Regions from separate parts of the Homo sapiens genome. Here region 2 is linked to region 1. A link is a loop called in an ENCODE intact Hi-C map of the cell type or tissue named here. Cell type or tissue: mammary epithelial cell. All regions are shown on one strand. Each heading gives the region's core, and the rest is flanking DNA. Links, peaks and the distances in the headings are about the cores only. Region 1 has its middle 41 kb from the start of ACSF3. Region 2 holds the start of LINC00304 (long intergenic non-protein coding RNA 304).

Region 1 (8,320 bases), core at 177-8,176:
GACCCAGAGGCCAGGAGCAAGGGGGCGCGGGAATCACAGAGACTGGGGCAGCCCTAGATCCCCCGGGTAAGCCTTTTGGGCCCCTGCCTGCACAGCAGAGCAGAGCCCAGGGTGAGCCACGCAGGCGCGTGGAGAGGGCACCCCATGTGGGGCAGACTCCCGCTCAGAGGGGCCTCGCTGTGGCCACCACCTACAGACCAGAACCCGGGGCCGGGGTCTCATGGACCTCCTGACTGAGGAGACCTAGCAGAGCCAGACAGGGCCTGTGGACCGAGCAGAGGCTGGTGTGGACTCGGCTGGGGCCCGCTCCCTTCTCCTTTGACCTGGGGCACAAAGGTCCCCTCTGTGTAGGACTCACTGACTGGCCGCTTTCTACTCCTCACACAGTTCCCAGGCCCTGGAACTTTCCATCCGTCTTGTCCTTCTTGCCCTCACCACCCCTGCCCCGAGGTCCTCCGCCCACATGACCTGGTGGGGGCTGGCGTGAATACCTGGAGCGCAAGGCTGGGCAGGTTTTGCTCAACGTCATGAAGTCTGATCTCCACGCACAGAACCCGGCGTGGTGCCCACACCGTGTGCGTGAGCACAGGGACAGAGGTGTGGACGGATGACATCGGGTGACTGCAAGACCAGGCTGGCCACCATGCAGCTAGGGGCGAGGTGGACTCCAGGAGCCTGGTCTTGTTGGCATGGGGTAAGGAGCTCTTGGCCACCAAGGTACTGAAGTAAGAGGTAGGGAGAACCCCTCCTCCCTGGGCCTGTGAGGGTGGTCCTGGACACACAGGTACTGGCTCCCTCCTATGCGGGGTGGCGGCTGCCCTCCCTCCAGAGCCCAGCCCCAGGGCTGATGTGCCCGCACAGCTGGCACTGGGCTCTCGGGAGGCGGAGGCGGCAGGGAGGCCTCTGGGCTGGGGGAGGGCGCAGCAGCTGGACCCCTGACCCTTAGCAGAGCAAAGGGGAGGCGGAGGCCCAGCCACTGTCTCGGGAGGCACAGTGGGCGGCCGGGGTTGGCACAGGGGGAGGGGCTGGCCGGGCGCCCACTCCTTCCTAGGGTTTGTTGGGAGGCCAGCTCCCTCTCCATGGTGCGTGGAGCTGCAGAAGGCTTTATGTCAAGAGGCAGAAAGGCCCATGAATATTTCATTAGGGAAGCGATGTGAGGCTGCCAGGAACATCTGGCAGGAGTCTCTAGGGAGCTCCGAGCCGGCGCGGGAAGCAGGGACTGTGAAATTCGGAGGTGGAGGGAGGAGGGCTGCGGCAGGCAGCAGGGTCCCCTGTTCTGCTGTGGCCCAGCAAGGCTGCGCCCCTGACAAAGACCAGCCCTGTGCAGGGGCAGCTGTGGGTGAAACAGTGGGGGTGATGGCAGGGCCAACTTCCTCGATCCCGGGACAGCCCCCTGCCCACCCTTCCTACTCAGGCTCATGGCCGGGTCAGAGCAGCTGAGGGTGGGAAGGGGCCTGAGAGACAGTCTTGACCTGGGTCAGGCAGGGCTGGAATGGGGCGCCGCAGGGGCGGCACACACCCGGGGCATGGGACGGGGCTGTGGTTGGGGCCGGAGGGACCTGCACCTGTTGCTGGAAGCCCAGTGGGCAGCCAGGACCCCGGAAGCCCCTCAGTGGGTGAGGTGCCTGCTGGGTGTTCAGGCCTGCAGGTGAGGGGTGGGGGGTGAGAGGTTGGGGGGGGGACCTTGCCCAGCAGAGCGGGAGAAGCCCGGTCCCCAGTCTCCATCGTGGGGGCCGCAGCTTCCAGCTTGTCCCACCCTCCATGCCATTTTCAGGTCCCCTGGGGCCCTCGAGGGAGGGGCATCCACTCATGCCACTCTCCTCACGACTGAGGCCTGGGACCCACAGGTGCTGCCATCCCACCCAGTGCAGACCCAAGCCAGGGTTCCAGCCAGCACCTCGCCCATCTAAGTCTCCTCTGGGAATCCTGGAATGTGTTGTGCCCCGCCCCCCACCCCTGAGCCTGAGGGGCCAGGGCCACTGCTGTGTCCCCAAATCCCCGGAGCCCCCCTGCCTGAGTGTTTATCCCACTGACACCCATGCTGGGGCCCACCCTGCCCGCCCTCCACGCCTGTGCCATCTGAGGGCAGGGACTGCAGGGCCGGGTCCAGGCGGCCACTGGGGAAGCTCACCTGCGCCAAGGCCCACCCGGGATGACCCCACCGCCAGCACTTCCAAGGGGAAGCCCCCGTCATGAAGTGTTGGCCAGAGTCGGACTGAAGCCGCCACAGCAGCGCCTCCCGGGGCTTAAGGGGAAGAGGAGGCTGAGGATGGCCAGTCCCTGGGAGCCCCGCCGCACCTCCGCCCCCGGGATGTCTCAGGCTGGGCCTCTGCGGGGCTCTGAGCCTTTCCCTGAAGCTCTGAAGCACAGCCCAGACCCCTCGTGGGCCTTCAGTCCTGCCGGCTCTGTCCGACCCCAGGACCCTGTGTTCCCGACCTCTGCCCGACCCCTGGGCGTCTGGACCAGATGACCACTGCCCTCCCCCGCCCCCCCAGCCCTCCCTGCCCCTCAGCCCAGCCCGGGCTCCTGACCTTGGCCTCAGAGGCCCCTCCTAGCCCCTTCAAGGTGGAGGCTCCTGTGGGCCAGCCCGACTCTAGGCTCGGAGTTTTAAGGTCCATGGGCCTAACCTCCTCCCGGGCTTGGAGGAGCTGGGGGCCCAGCCACCCAGCCATCTTTACCCCAGCCCCTGCCCATGTGCTCTAATCGCCCCTCCAGTGCAACCTTCTTTCTGGGACTGGATTGGCTGCCCAGAGCATTGACTGGGACAGCGGCCAGCCCAGAGCCCCCGGCACAGCCAGGGCCCCTCTGTGCCATGCTCCTGCCAGGGCATGGGTCTGGTGCCAGCCTCTGCCAGCTGATGCTGTGGCTGGCAGCCTCTGCCATCCTGCTCGCCATGGATCACGCTGAGGGGCCACAGCCAGACGCCGGGACTAACACCCCCAGCCCTGCCAGCTCCACGCTGGCCCACCTGGGTGTCACCCACCTTTCTGCAGGTGAAAATCCCCTCTCCCACGGCCCCCAGCTCTTTCTGCCCAGCCTGTAATTGCTGGGAAGGGCAGCAGGACTTTGCCTTGGAGCTGCTGGGGAGTCCCTCACCTCGGGCTCCTTCCCACCCTCAGCAGCTGGGCTTGCTGCACCGTCACCCGCACTCCTGCTACCACACGTTTGGCGTCTGTCCCATCGTTCCGCACAGGCTCTGAGGCACCAAGCCAGGCTGGGAGCAAGAGGTGGGGCGGGGGCTCCGGGAAGACGAGAGGGAAGGCAGACGCACTCCCCTAGGAGCCCTGGGCCCCAAGATACAGCCCTGCAGCCCACGCATGGGGACAGCGACCAACATTTGGGGACCATCTGGGGGACTATACGGAACTGGGCAGAGGAGACCTGGCCCTGGGGGCCCACAGGGCATCAGGCGGAGGTGATGTGGCCGACCCCATGCTGGCCCCACCGAGCCCACCCAACCGAGCTCCCTGGAGGACGAAGGGCCAAGCACAGCTGGAAACAGGCCCCAGGGCGACGCTGGGGAAGCCGAGAGGAGCCGTCCTCTACCAGGCTGGCCCAGAACCCTGCGGGATTCAGCCCTCCCTGATGCTGCCACGCCCTGCAACCCAGAGCCAGGCCAAGATCCGGCCCCGGCCTCTGGCACCCGACGCAGATGCCAGGCGCCCACACCCCGCGAGCCCGCACGCTTTACCTGCGCTGCTGCTGCCAGGATCCACCTGCCCCAGCCGGCCCTCCCTGGCACCTCTGCCAACTGCTGCCGCCTCCCGCCACGGCTGCCAGCGATCGCGGTGGGTTTTGTGGATAGGCGTTTGGCCCCCTGCAGCCGCTGGCATACGTCGGTGGCACGCGTCCATCCTCACCGCAAGCTGCCCGCACCTTCCTCCTCCCCGTGCCTCCGGAGTCCCCAGTGCCAGCTCGGAGGGGAGTTGGCACGGATGGAGGCTGGCCAGCGTCTCGCGGCTGAGTATAGGCACGCTTCTTTTTTTTTTTTTTTTGTATTTTAAACACACACACATATTCTCACACGCACACACGCCAAGCCCCCACCCCTGGCAACACACATCCCTCCTGTCAGGAGCAGACATAGCCAAGAAAGCCCAGAGCAGGCGGGGGCAGAGAGAAGGGGCTTCGCCGAACGGAGGAACCTCAGCCCGCAGCTCTGTCCCTGCCCGTCCCCATTGCTCTCCCTCTTACGTAAACCACCAGGAAGAAGAAGAGGAAACACGGATCCACGTCACATCGAGGAGCCTCCTGATTGGGCGTACCTTCCCCTGCCAGGTCCCCTGGGACACACGCCAGCCCCGGCCACCCTGTCCCCTGCCCAGCCCCCCGCCTCCCCCAACGGTCTGCCACGGTGACCACACCCAGCTCCCTGCGTTTCTTCTCTTGAAAGGCGTTTATTCATCGAGTGCCAACCCTGGCTCCTGTGCGGACACGGCGGCTGGCAAGACAGCAGGGCTGGCCGAGAGTCTGGCGGGATGACCCCGGGGGTTGTTGCCTGCCATGGGCACAGTCCGGGAGTCCTGACCTACGTCTGAGGGCCAGAGGGCATCCCAACTGGACGTGAAAGGCCAGCCTCAGGCTGAGGACGGGGTGGAACAGAGCCTCGGCCAGGCTCCTGCTAGAGAGCGGTTGCCGGCACTTGCTCTGTGCTGACCCCGCTGTCTCTGTCGCCTCCCTTGCTTGAAGAGCCCCATGTTGGTTATGCATGACCTCTGACCCTGGAGACGCAGGTGACAACTCCCGGGCATCGGGGAGACGAGGTGTTGGGGACAGAGCCGGCGGTCATAGCCTCCAGCTCCTCTTCCTGCATGGAGTGACCTGGCGCCGCGAGGTGGAGCTGGTGTCCGAGCCCTGAGGATGAGGCTGCTCCCTCCGCAAGGTGGGCGAGGAGCCAGGAAGAGCCAAGGGAGTGGCCACCCTGCCCTGACGGCCACCAACGGCCACCACGTCACCCTAGAAGACAACCCAAGCCCGTCTCCCCACACCTCGCGGATGGTGCAGTGCAGAGAGAAGGCCGGGCGGGTGCTGGGGGGCCCATCTCCCCGAGCCTTGCAAATAGTGCAGTGCAGGGAGAAGGCCGGGCGGGTGCTGGGGGGCCCGTCTCCCTGTGACTCGTGGACGGTGCGGTGCAGGGAGAAGGGCGGGCAGGTGCTGGAGGACTGAGTGAGGCCCCTCCAGGATGGCTCCCTGCCCCTCCATGCGCTGGGTCCTCGGGCCAGGACAGGTTGCATCTGGGTCACCAGCCCCCTCACACCCGCTCGCCTGAAGGCGGCCGACCCTGGCCACTGGTCGCCTGGTGGCAGAAGCCTCTTCTGGGCATTTTCAGGCACCGCAATGCTCTTCACAGCGTTAACTTTTTTTTTATCCAACCAAGGACAACCTCAGCTTCAGAAAGCCCTGGAATGCCCCACAATGGACAAGCAAGGAACACCCTCCGGGACGGACCGCGAGACTCGGCCCTGAGATGCCTCAATACCCTGGACACCCCAGAACCTCAGATTGCGTGGCTGGGGCTCCTGCGGCCACCCTGCTCCCCAGAACCTCGTCGTCTTCCCGGTGCCCTGCGGCAGGAACACAGGGCTGGAGCCGACCCCCAGGGCATGGCTGGGAGCTGCGGGAGTGAACGGGGAGTTAACCCCCAGGGCATGGCTGGGAGCTGCGGGAGTGAACGGGGAGCTGCCTGTGGCATCTGCCCTGTGGCTGTCACTCCCCTCACCTGTTCCCAGCCCGTGTCTGACAGGTCCCACCCTGGGCCCTGCCCCATCCCGCCCTCGAGGCCACGCCCCCTCTGTGCCACCCAGGCTGCTCCTGGTCACAGTTTGCATTTAGGCTGCAACCTCTGACCTCAGGCCCCTGGGTCTTCCTCTGCATTGGGCATTCCCAGGCCCCAGGCTGGAGGAGGCTCTGGGAGGTACGGCCTAACCCTGGGATTGGGGAGGTCAGGGGCCTGGGCTACTCAGCTGACCTTGTGGCCTTGCCCTGGAACCCGGCCCCTGCTGCCTCCCTGGGTTCACTCTGTTCCACCACACGGGCCTTCTTGCTGCCCCTGAAATGTTCTGGGAGCTCCTCCGCCGAAGCCCTGGCTGTTCCCTCAGCCTGGACGCTCCTCCTGCATGTCCCGGAGGTGGCTCTGTGGCCCGCTGTGGCTACCCAGCAGGACCTGAGGTCTGAGGCCCACTGTGACCGCTGCAGGTGCATGTGATGTGAGGCGCAGGAGCTGGGAGAAGGGCAAAGCCCACCTTCCTCTGCAGCTGCTGCCTGTTCTCAGCTCATCTGGAAGAGAAGGGAAGGTTCAGAGTGCGGGGCCGCTCAGTGGGAATCAGCACAGACCTGCCAAGCACCCTCGTGGCGCTGACCTTTCCTTTAACCTCCCGGGTGCCTGGGCGCGTCCTGCTAAAATGAAACGAAGAGCAGATGTGAACTCGGGACAATGAACCACCAGCGTGTCCAGCTGTGGGGCTGGGACCCCTTCAGGATGCGATCAGATCAAGGCAGGCAGAAGGGCCGTTCCCGCAGCCACAGTCCGACTACAGAGTGACACCATGGGCTGGAGTGACCGCCGGGGAGGGACGGAGCCTGGAACCATCAGTGCCTGGCCTCCCCCAACCCTGTGTGGGCAGCTGCTGGTGTTCAGCCCCCACCCTGCCAGCCCCCACCTGGGCTCCACCCATCACCCCGACAGATGGGCTGAGTCAGGGGACCCCCATCGAGAGTCAGCACCCTGCTGCCGGCAGGTCGCACACCTCCGTCACGGGGCACCACTGGCAGGGTCTCAGGAGCCCCGACACCTTCCGAGGCCTCTCGGGGTCAGCACCTCCCCAGCCAGGGCCTCCAGTTCCCCGAGCGGGTGCCACCAGGCTGCTACCCCTGGAAGAGAGGCATCTCCTGATGGCTGTAGAAGGGGCCCCTCTCCTGGGCTCACGGCTCTGTGGGCCTCCCTGCCCGGGCTCATGCAGGGCACCTGGCCTCCTGGAGCTGGGAGCAGAGGCTGAGCCCGTCCTGGGGTTCTTGCTGGTCCCACACGTGCAGAGATGTGCAGACAACAGGCTCAGCTTCGCACGTCTGTACCTCAGCTTCCTGAGTAGGATGTGAGGGCTCAGTGAACCCCCAGATTCAAACATCAGGGCCAGTGCCACAGCCAAAGCCCCATCCCCAGAGCAGGTTAAATGTCACTGTACAGCCATGTGCGGTGGCCGGGTCCGGGTGCTCTGGCTGTGATGTTGCGTGCCCCGCCTGTGTGTGTGCGTGAGCGTGGGTGGACTTCCAAGTGTGTGCAGAGTCACATGCGGGTGATCCTAGGCGTGCATCCGCCTGTGAGCACGTGGGAGAGTGCGCCACCCGTGTGTGTGGTCCGTGAGCATCCACCAGGTGCATACACACCACGAGCCACTGTGAGCATGCAGGGTTGCGTGTGTGCCCATGAGCCTCCATGAATGTGCAGGAATGCATGTGTGTCTAGGCGTGTGTGTCCGTGTGCACCTGTTTATGTGACCGTGCTGCAGTAGGTGCTGGTAGGCAGGAACCCAAAACCTGCAACAGCCCTGCCTGGCAATGTTCGTCCATTTCTGTGGTGTAAACTCTCCCACCAACTTCAAGCTATGACATGATGTAACTCAATTATGATGTGATGTCACTCAGTTTGGAGTGGGGAAGAGGGGAGCCCCATCGGCTCCCACAACCGGTTCAGGCGGCTCCAGCACCACTGGCCATGTGCACCTGCCTGCACACGTGTGTGACAGCATGAGTGTGATTGTCTTGCCCTGAGTCCCCACGTGGCACTGCTTGTCACTGTGGGCCTGGTGTGCGTGTCTCTGGGTGTGCCACGCTCAGTGCTGGGCACCCTCCATTCCATCAAGCCTCAGTGTCAGCCCCTAGGTGAGCCCTGGGGACCAGCGAATGGGTTCCTTCTGCTGGGAACTACCTGGTCACCCCACCCTGCTCCTCCACACGGCCATGGCAGCCAGCATCAGTGCAGAGCCAGGGTCCCATGGCCCACCCTGCAGACCCTCCTGGTGGCTGACAGTTAAGATTGGAGGGAGGCAGGGCACCCGGGTCAGCCCGGATAGCCAGCCTCGTTGGCAGCGGCCTTCCCGTCTTCAGTGAAGCGGGCCACGCTCAGGAAGAGAGTTCTCAGGCAATCGTGGGGTCCCAGGTGCCTTGGCCCTTGGCTGCACTGACAGCACTTTCCCAGCCATGCCCAGTGATGCTGGGGGCAGCCCTCTAGAGCCTCGGGTTCTCAGTGGCACCCCCAACACCTTGGATTCCACCTCATGAGGACAGCCTGTGCCTCAGAGCGACCACCACTCCTGCCTTAGTG
Region 2 (8,320 bases), core at 48-8,047, 100 kb after region 1:
GGACTGTGCGGCATTTACTCCCATCTCAAATACCCCATACAGGGCAGACTGCCCCTGCCCCACCTGCCCACCCACTCCCCAGCCTCTTCCGCACGCCTCCTCTGGAAGGGGAACGGGCCACAGAGTGAAATGGGGCCTTCCAGCTCCAGTGCGGGGACTTGGAAGGCCTGGCCCGGTGTGGGGGCCCCTCTGCCCTGCAGGCCACTCTGTGCAGGCCTATCCTCAGGTGTGCCCTCGCCCAAGGCCTGCACGCACCATGGCTTCTGTGGTACCAGTGATAACACCATGCCGGGCACCTCCTGCAGTCACCACCCCTGGGCTGCTAGGGCAGAGACAGCTGCGGTGGCCCGGTGCACCTGCCTGGCCTCAGGATGGCCGAGGCGCCTGGCAAGGCTGCAGGGTCCCAGGGGCACCTGTCCGTACTGCTGGGCGCCTGAGTTCCTCCTGCTGGGCACTGTCAGGGCAGTGCGCCTCAGGCTGTGCTTGTCTCTGCAGAAATGTCCTGGCCCCGTACGCGGTGCCCTCGGAGCTGGTGCTGGTGGAGGAGATCCCGCGGAACCAGATGGGCAAGATTGACAAGAAGGCGCTCATCAGGCACTTCCACCCCTCATGACCCGGCAGACTGGGACTGCGGGTCTGGTGGGGAGCAGCAGACGTCCCCTTCACACCGAGAACCACGGGGGCCCGTCCAAGACCTGGCCTCCCTTAAACCTGAACCCCCCAAATCAGGTCACGTAGAATCAAGAACTGTTTGGGATGAAATCACCATGTGGGGTCCCCAGCCTCGGGCCAGTTGTTGCAGCTCAAGGAGACCGTCCCTGGTGTCACCTCTGCCTGGTCACCGCCGACCTCATCTGTGCAGCGCGGTGCAGCCAGCCCCTGGCCCCACGTGCTGAGGCACCTCCCGCCCCACAGTGCCCTGCAGTTGCCAGGCTCTCCAGGGCAGGTCCCAGAGGTTTCCCACAAAAAACAAAGACTCCACTGGAGGAAACAAGCCCCTGTCCCACGCCGTCTGCACGTGCCTGTGCCTCACCCAGAGCCAGTGTCTCCCGGCCCACATAGGAGGTCTGGGCAGCCACCCAGGGGGCCCTCCTGGGAGGAGCTGAGGGTTCACAAGCCTCCCAGAACCAGCCCTGTCCCATGGGTTCCGTGCATTTCCTGGTGCTGCTCTTGGAGGAGAGCAGCTCCCACTGTGGGGACACCTGCCACCCTGCACACTACTGTGTGTCCATCAGCATGTGTCACAGAAAGTGCGTGGACGGATGGCCCCGGAGCTGCTCTGCCGTGACCCTGCCTCACCCCCCAGCGCAGGGACTTTCCAGGTCATCTCCACACCAGCCCCTCAGCCGGTGAACCCTCTCTCCCATCACCGTCTCCACCCAGACCCCCACCTGCCCCATGGCCCCCATTTCATGTCTGTGGCTCACCAGCTTTTCCCCAGACCCAGCTCCGGAGCCCACAGGCGTGGCCGATGCAGAAACCTCAGGAAGGTGTGTTGTGAATGTTGGGTGCACCCACGTTGCATTTACTTAGCGGGGCCAATTCAGATGCACAGGGGCCACATGCAGAATCCAGAAGTTTCTGGACAATTTTCAGAAGAATAGGCTGCCTCCTCCCCACAGCCTGGGGGAAGTAACAGTCATCGCCCAGCAGTGTCTGGCCTGAACTTACCCAGAACATTCTGCCCCCGGAATGCACGTCTGAAAGAGTGGCCAGAAACGAGTGTGCCGGGCAGGAGGCCAGCCCCATCTCAGGCTCACGTGCCTCTGACAGGAGACCAGCCCCATCTCAGGCTCACATGCCTCGCGGACAGTTGGACGTGGCCTGGGGCCCCTGCTCACTTGAGCATGTCGCCCACCAAGCTTGTCTGAGGCCACAGAGCAGCGTCCCAGCCCTGTTTTCCAGGACTGGTGGGTGCCCCAGTCCACGGCCCTGCCCCACCCGAACTCCTGCCTCACGGTGTGGCCTTGTGCATCCCCATGGCCTGACCCCGGGAACAGTCAGAGGAAGGGGTCCCGCCCTCCCGCCAGAGGCCTGGACCCAAGGGAACGGCAGTCAGAGACTACAGTCCAGACGTTTGTGTCTAGGCCTTGCTGGTAGCTAAGGAAATGCCTTCTGTTGGGAAAAGGTCAAATTTAACATAGCAAAATTTTTACTTAATTCCACTAATTTTACATTTGCATCTCTCTCCTTTAATCCTGAAACTTTTGATTCCTAAAAAGCTTACATAATCATTTGCTTTATCCGATAGTATACATCAGTATATCATGCTTTCGAAATAATGAGTGTAACTTTCTGCTGACAATACTACAAACTACAGAAAGCCTGGAGCTCATTGACCAGAAACTGCAGAGAGCCTGGAGCTCGTTGACCACAAACTACAGAAAGCCTGGAGCTCGTTGACCAGCCGGTTGACCAGAATACGGTGCTCCAAGGACATGCGGTTGAATGCCGTGTTCTAAAGTCACGAGTGACTCTCCAGCTGGTCCCTGTGCCAGGCTGGTCGGCCTTCGTGCACACAGTCCGCCAGTGCCCAGCCAGGCCCCTGGTTCCCCTCTGCTCCACCAGCCGAGAACAAGCCCGTCCTGGAGGGAACTCATCCTCTCCTCCCTCCCCATTAAAGCCCAGTTTATTCCCCATCTTGGCCTCTGGTGCTGACCTGGCCTCTGGAGACACAGGCCGGGGGGTGCTGTTTGCGAACTCACCGTGACTGAGCTCCATGAGGATACCACAGTCCCACGTGGCTGGCAGCGCCCACCCCACACACCCTGCCCCTTGCTGGGCGGCCCCATGCCACAAAAGTTAGACCCAGGAGCAGGTGCCCTGGGAGCAGGCTGCCACCAGCTGGGTCAGAAGCCCCTCTACATGCCTGGTGCTTTTGACCTCCTAGGGAGGCTGGCTTGAATCTGGAAAGTCACCAGTTCTGACCCCAGCCAGACACAGGGGTGCTGCCAGGAGCTGCTCCCAGGCGGGTGGCCCAGCTTCTCTCAGGCACCAGGGGATGGCAGGACTCCTGGTGACCAGCTGGTCCCCAAAGCCGTGGCACCGCGCCTGCTGCTGCCAGCAAAGTCCCACACACAGCCTGTGGCAGGTGCCGCCCCATTCTTTCTGCCCCTCCCTCATCAGGGGCCAGGGTGAAGCCCCTGCCGCCCTCTGCCTTCCCTCCACCTGCGGCTTCCCTGGCAGGGAGACCATGGACCCAGCTCCTGCCTCCTCCATTCGTTTAACAGATAGGGCCCAGGCCAGCAGCCCAGGCATTAGGCTGGCCGGTCCACTGAGGCCTAGACAGGCCAGGCCTGAGGCAGCTCAGGAGTGCCAAGCTGGCCCCACGTTCCCACCCAACAGCGGCCCTTGGGGCTGCCTTCCTGCCAGGTGTCCAGGCCCAACACACAAGACCTGAGCCTGCTCTGCCTCAGTTTCCCTACTCTGTGAACTGCGGCTGCTGCTCTCTCGGGGCCCTTCTAGCCCTGGCCAAGGGGTGGGGGCTTTGTTCCCTCGGGCGTCCTGTCCCTGGGGACTGGCCACACACACACCACACACTGCCCTCCCACCTGGACTCTGTCCCAGCGGCACCAGGGTCAGGAGCAGGAGCCTCAGGACCCACGCAGCACCAGGCACAGCACGGAGTGAGGCAGTGGGCGGTGTGGCAAGCGCTGTGTGCACCACTAACCTGGAGGAGCCACGGCTCCCGGACCCTCGTGTCAAAGCTGCCGGCCTCCTTTGCTGGGAGCCTGAGAGGAGGTCCTGGTGCAGAACAGCAGCTTGTTGCCAGCCACAGTGAGAAGGTGGTGAGTGTGCCAGCCACTGAGTTAACCATCAGTAACAGGAGGCGTGTGCAGACAGGTGTGGACCACAGGTATGTATGTCACATGCCTGCATACGTCACATGTATGTGTATCTCACACGCCTGCATACACCACAGGTATGTATGTCACACGCCTGCATATGTCACATGTATGTGTCTCACGCCTGCATAAGTCACATGCATGTGTGTCTCACGCCTGCATACACCACAGGTATGTATGTCTCACGCCTGCATGTCACATGTATGTATCTCACACGCCTGCATGTCACATGTATGTGTATCTCACATGCCTGCATATGTCACATGTATGTGTATCTCACACGCCTGCATACACCACAGGTATGTATGTCTCACGCCTGCATATGTCACATGTATGTGTGTCTCACACGCCTGCATAAGTCACATGCATGTGTGTCTCACACGCCTGCATACACCACAGGTATGTAAGTCACACGCCTGCATGTCACATGTGTCTCACACGCCTACATGTGTCACATGTATGTGTATCTCACACGCCTGCATACACCACAGGGATGTATGTCTCACGCCTGCATATGTCACATGTATGTGTATCTCACATGCCTGCATGTCACATGTATGTGTCTCACACGCCTGCATACACCACAGGTATGCATGTCTCACGCCTGCATATGTCACATGTATGTGTATCTCACACGCCTGCATGTCACACGTATATGTCACACGCCTGCATATGTCACATGTATGTGTATCACACACCTGCATACACCACAGGTATGTATGTCACGCCTGCATATGTCACATGTATGTGTGTCTCACACGCCTGCATATGTCACATGTATGTGTCTCACACGCCTGCATAAGTCACATGTATGTGTCTCACACCTGCATACACCACAGGTATGTATGTCTCACGCCTGCATATGTCACATGTATGTGTATCTCACACGCCTGCATATGTCACATGTATGTGTATCTCACACGCCTGCATACACCACAGGTATGTATGTCTCACGCCTGCATATGTCACATGTATGTGTATCTCACACGCCTGCATACACCACAGGTATGTATGTCTCACACACGCCTGCATATATCACATGTATATGTGTCACACATGCCTGCATACACCACATGTATGTCACACACATCTGCATATATCACTTGTATGTGTCTCACACACCTGCATACACATATATGCCTCACACGCCTGCATCTATCATGTGTGTGTCTCACACACCTGCATATATCACATGTATGTGTCTCACAGCTGCATACACCACAGGTATGTGTCTCACACACGCCTGCATATATCACATGTATGTGTATCTCACACGCCTGCATATGTCACATGTATGTGTATCTCACACGCCTGCGTATATCACATGTATGTGTGTGTCACACACACACCTGCATACATACAGGCACATGGACACCTGTGTGCACACCAGTCCCTCCCTTCCCCGTCACCATCAGGTTCAGCCGGGCCTGTGGTCACTGCTTCCCCGAGGCAGCTGCAATGGGGCCCCGGCTCCCCCTACATGGTGCGTCTGATCAGGTTGGGACTCGCTCAGGTAGCTCTCATCACAAGGTCCTTGTGCACTGTTGCGGCTGCTCTTGGTGGCCCTTCTAGAGCCTTCCTGAGCCAGAGCAGACTCCTGCTCCCCCCAGACCCCCTGGGAGTCGATTCTGTCCCCTTCTTCCTGGCCGCAGGTCGGTGCAGCCGCTTTCCTGCCTGGAAGAGTAAAGTGGACCCTGTGTGAAAACATTGACGACGTGGCAAATGAGCAGCAAATTGATCAATACGAATGATCACGCCCCATGTGCATCTCCTCAGCAGCCACAAGAGAGACGAGGTCACTGGAGGATAAACATCCGTGACTGCACCTCATGATCCATCACGCACGACGGCCGCAGCATCTCCTGCCAGCTGCCGGCACAGACAAGAGCACGGGATGGACGACCGCGGTAGCAACGTGGGGCTCATCTGCCTCTCTCTGAGCAGGAAGCCCGTAGGTCCCCACAGGCGGGTGCACGGAAGGGGTGGGTCCTGGGCCCAACAGGCACCCCCTGAGCACCAGCCCGTCTGAGGGTGGGCGGAGGGCGCTGCCGCAGGTCCCCACATACCCAGCGCACGCTCACCCCACACTGGAGGCACCTGCCGGGTTCTGACACCCCTCGAGGTGCCTTCCCAGGGTTCTCACACCCACTGAAGGCAGCGCGCTCAGCCTGCTTTGCACATGAGCCGCTGAGGCAGGCGAGTTGAGGGCGAGGGTGTGAATCACGAGCTTGGGGCCAAAGCCCAAGGTCGTCCCCTCTGGCCGGCAAGCTCAGGCTCACACGGGGAGCCACCAGGCTGGACTGGGTGCAGCTTACGGACGTGGCGCGTGCTGTGGGCGTCGGGCCGCGGCTCCTCCATGCAGTACTTACACTGCTGTCTGCAGATCGCACCCAATCAGGAGGGAATGGTCCAGGCAGGTGGGCAAGGCCACGGTTTGGCCAGGTAAGGCTGGGAGGGCCCAGGATGATTGTGCGTTGAGCCAGGCAGATCTGGAGAGGCGGAGGGATGGGGACGGAGCGCCATGCAGAGGCCGCTCGGTCCTCAGGAGCTGAGCATCACCCTGGGAGTCTCAAGGAGGGTGTCCCCTGGCCTTAGCGGGCAGCCAGGGCCAGCATGTGGTCTGTGGCAGCCGGTCTCAGAGGTGGCCTGGTTCGCAGTCTTGCTGGATGGAGATCCCCAGCTCCTAGGGCAAGGGCAGGTGGGGTGGGGCCGCCTCGGTCAGCTGATAGGAACTGAACTGAGAAGGCTGTGAGCCGCTGAGTCGCCCTAACTGCAGGGTGGTCCTGCGGGCAGTACTGAGCCCGCCCTGCTGGGCACCCCACAGCCCCTGTGGCTCTCCAGCTGCCACTGAGGCCGGACGCCTCATGAGGAGGCTCCCATCTGTGGGTGGCAGAATGACGGCCCCGAAGACCCCCCGCTTCCTCACCCGAAGACCCCCCGCTTCCTCACCCGAAGACCCCCCGCTTCCTCACCCGAAGACCCCCCGCTTCCTCACCCAAAGACCCCCCGCTTCCTTGCCCCGAAGACCCCGCTTCCTCACCCTGGGACCTGTGAGTTCACACAGCAGCGGGGACCTGCGACTGTGGACGGCACATCAGCTCCCTCAACAGGGAGGCTGCCCTGGGTGACCCGCGAGGGCACAGGGTACCTCCGTCCTGCTGAGTGGAAGAGGGAGGCCATGGCGGAGGCGGGCGTGAGGGGGACTGGCCTGCCACTACTGGCTTCGTGAGGGGCCCCCAGCCAAGGAGAGGCCTCCCGAAGCCGGAAGAGGCGGAAAATGGATTCTCCCAGGAGCCTCCAGAAGGAACCTTGGTGTTGGTGGAATGGGATGTGAGAGGACACGCGGGTGATGTGTCTTGGGTCACACCAGTTCCCGGTCCCCGCACCAGCCCGCCCTGGGCGGGAAGCCTAAGAGGAATGGAGGGGCCATCGTGGGGCTCTCCCGGAAACTGGCCCCGGGTGCCTCGGTCCCTGCGTCAGTGCGGGGTTTCGGTGGCCGCCCTGCTGGCTCCGGGCACTCCCTCCGTCTTCCTGCCACGCGGCTGGTCCTTCCTGGGCTGGGCTGAGTCACCCTCCATGCCCACCCGTCATACCCGGCAAGAGCTGGGGGCGTGAAGCCAGGCCCAGGTGGGCTGTGGCGGCATCCAGGTGGAAGGACGTGGAGGACTCGGAGGCGGAGGGGTCTCCAGGGCAGGGCAGGGCCAGTTGCCTGGGGCCATCTGCTGTGTCCAGGAGCCCGGCGCTGCCACTGGCCTTGCCCCAAGGCCCAGCTCTGCCCTTCATCCCTTCAGCACCTCCCCGTACCTTCCTTCCATGGGTCTTAAGCTGTGGCAAGTCCTTAAGCTGGGACGGCCAGCGCCAGCCCTGCCCCCAACAGGTCACTCAGCGGCTCGGAGCCCACGTCCTCCTCGGTGACACAGGAAAATGGTGCAGTTGTGCAAGGGCATGAGAGGGTCCCGTGGAAGGCACATTCCAGAAGGTTCTGTCCCATGGAAGGCACGTTCCGGAAGGTTCCATCCCATGGAAGCCACGTTCCAGAAGTTTCCATGCTGTGGAAGGCATGTTCCGGAAGTTTCCGTCCCGTGGAAGGCACGTTCTGGAAGGTTCTGTCCGGTGGAAGGCACGTTCCAGAAGGTTCCTAGCCCAGCTCCAAACACAGGCTGCAGGCTCAGCAGAGGGGTCTTCTTCTTGCCCACAGTCCCTGACCAGTGGGCTCCCCAGGGCCCTGTCGGAGCTGGAATGGGTGGAGCTTGGTGCCTGCAGGCCAGTCAGCACATCTTCAGAATCCATGGTGCTCCCAGGCTGGCCCAGGGCCTTAGGAGCACAGGGTGGGCACAGGACCCCAGGCTCTGCCAGCCAGGCCCTGACCGTCCTGGGCCAGCCGCTGCCCCCGTTCTGCATCCGCCCCTGTGCGATGCGACCTCTCTGGTGGCGCCCATCCCAGCTTCATTCCCCTGTGGGCCCTGCTTCAGTCT

Evidence for each region. Hi-C counts contacts between places; a loop is a spot of excess contacts. Peaks named below come from ENCODE experiments on the same cell type or tissue, not always from the same donor. Only the 100,000 strongest peaks of a DNase experiment are listed, where the experiment ranks them.
Region 2: it touches region 1 in a loop (4-fold over the local background); 4 of 110 quality-filtered maps call a loop at or near these places.

The regions. Positions count from the first base shown.
Region 1 is chr16:89,048,770-89,057,089 of GRCh38, forward strand. No RefSeq gene overlaps it. Among named protein-coding and RNA genes, the nearest start is that of ACSF3, 41 kb to the right of the region's middle. In mammary epithelial cell, for the core only: no CTCF peak of the experiment used is centred there; a DNase peak (open chromatin) is centred at 4,232; H3K4me3 peaks cover 1,862 bases.
Region 2 is chr16:89,153,595-89,161,914 of GRCh38, forward strand. It overlaps ACSF3 (acyl-CoA synthetase family member 3), which reads left to right. Exons shown (of 11, transcript NM_001243279.3): 11 at 496-2,639. The coding sequence ends at 613. LINC00304 (long intergenic non-protein coding RNA 304) reads left to right here and starts at 5,626. Exons shown (of 4, transcript NR_024347.2): 1 at 5,626-5,796; 2 at 6,114-6,287; 3 at 6,622-7,965. RefSeq lists enhancers at 5,522-5,691, 6,075-6,574. In mammary epithelial cell, for the core only: no CTCF peak of the experiment used is centred there; no DNase peak of the experiment used is centred there.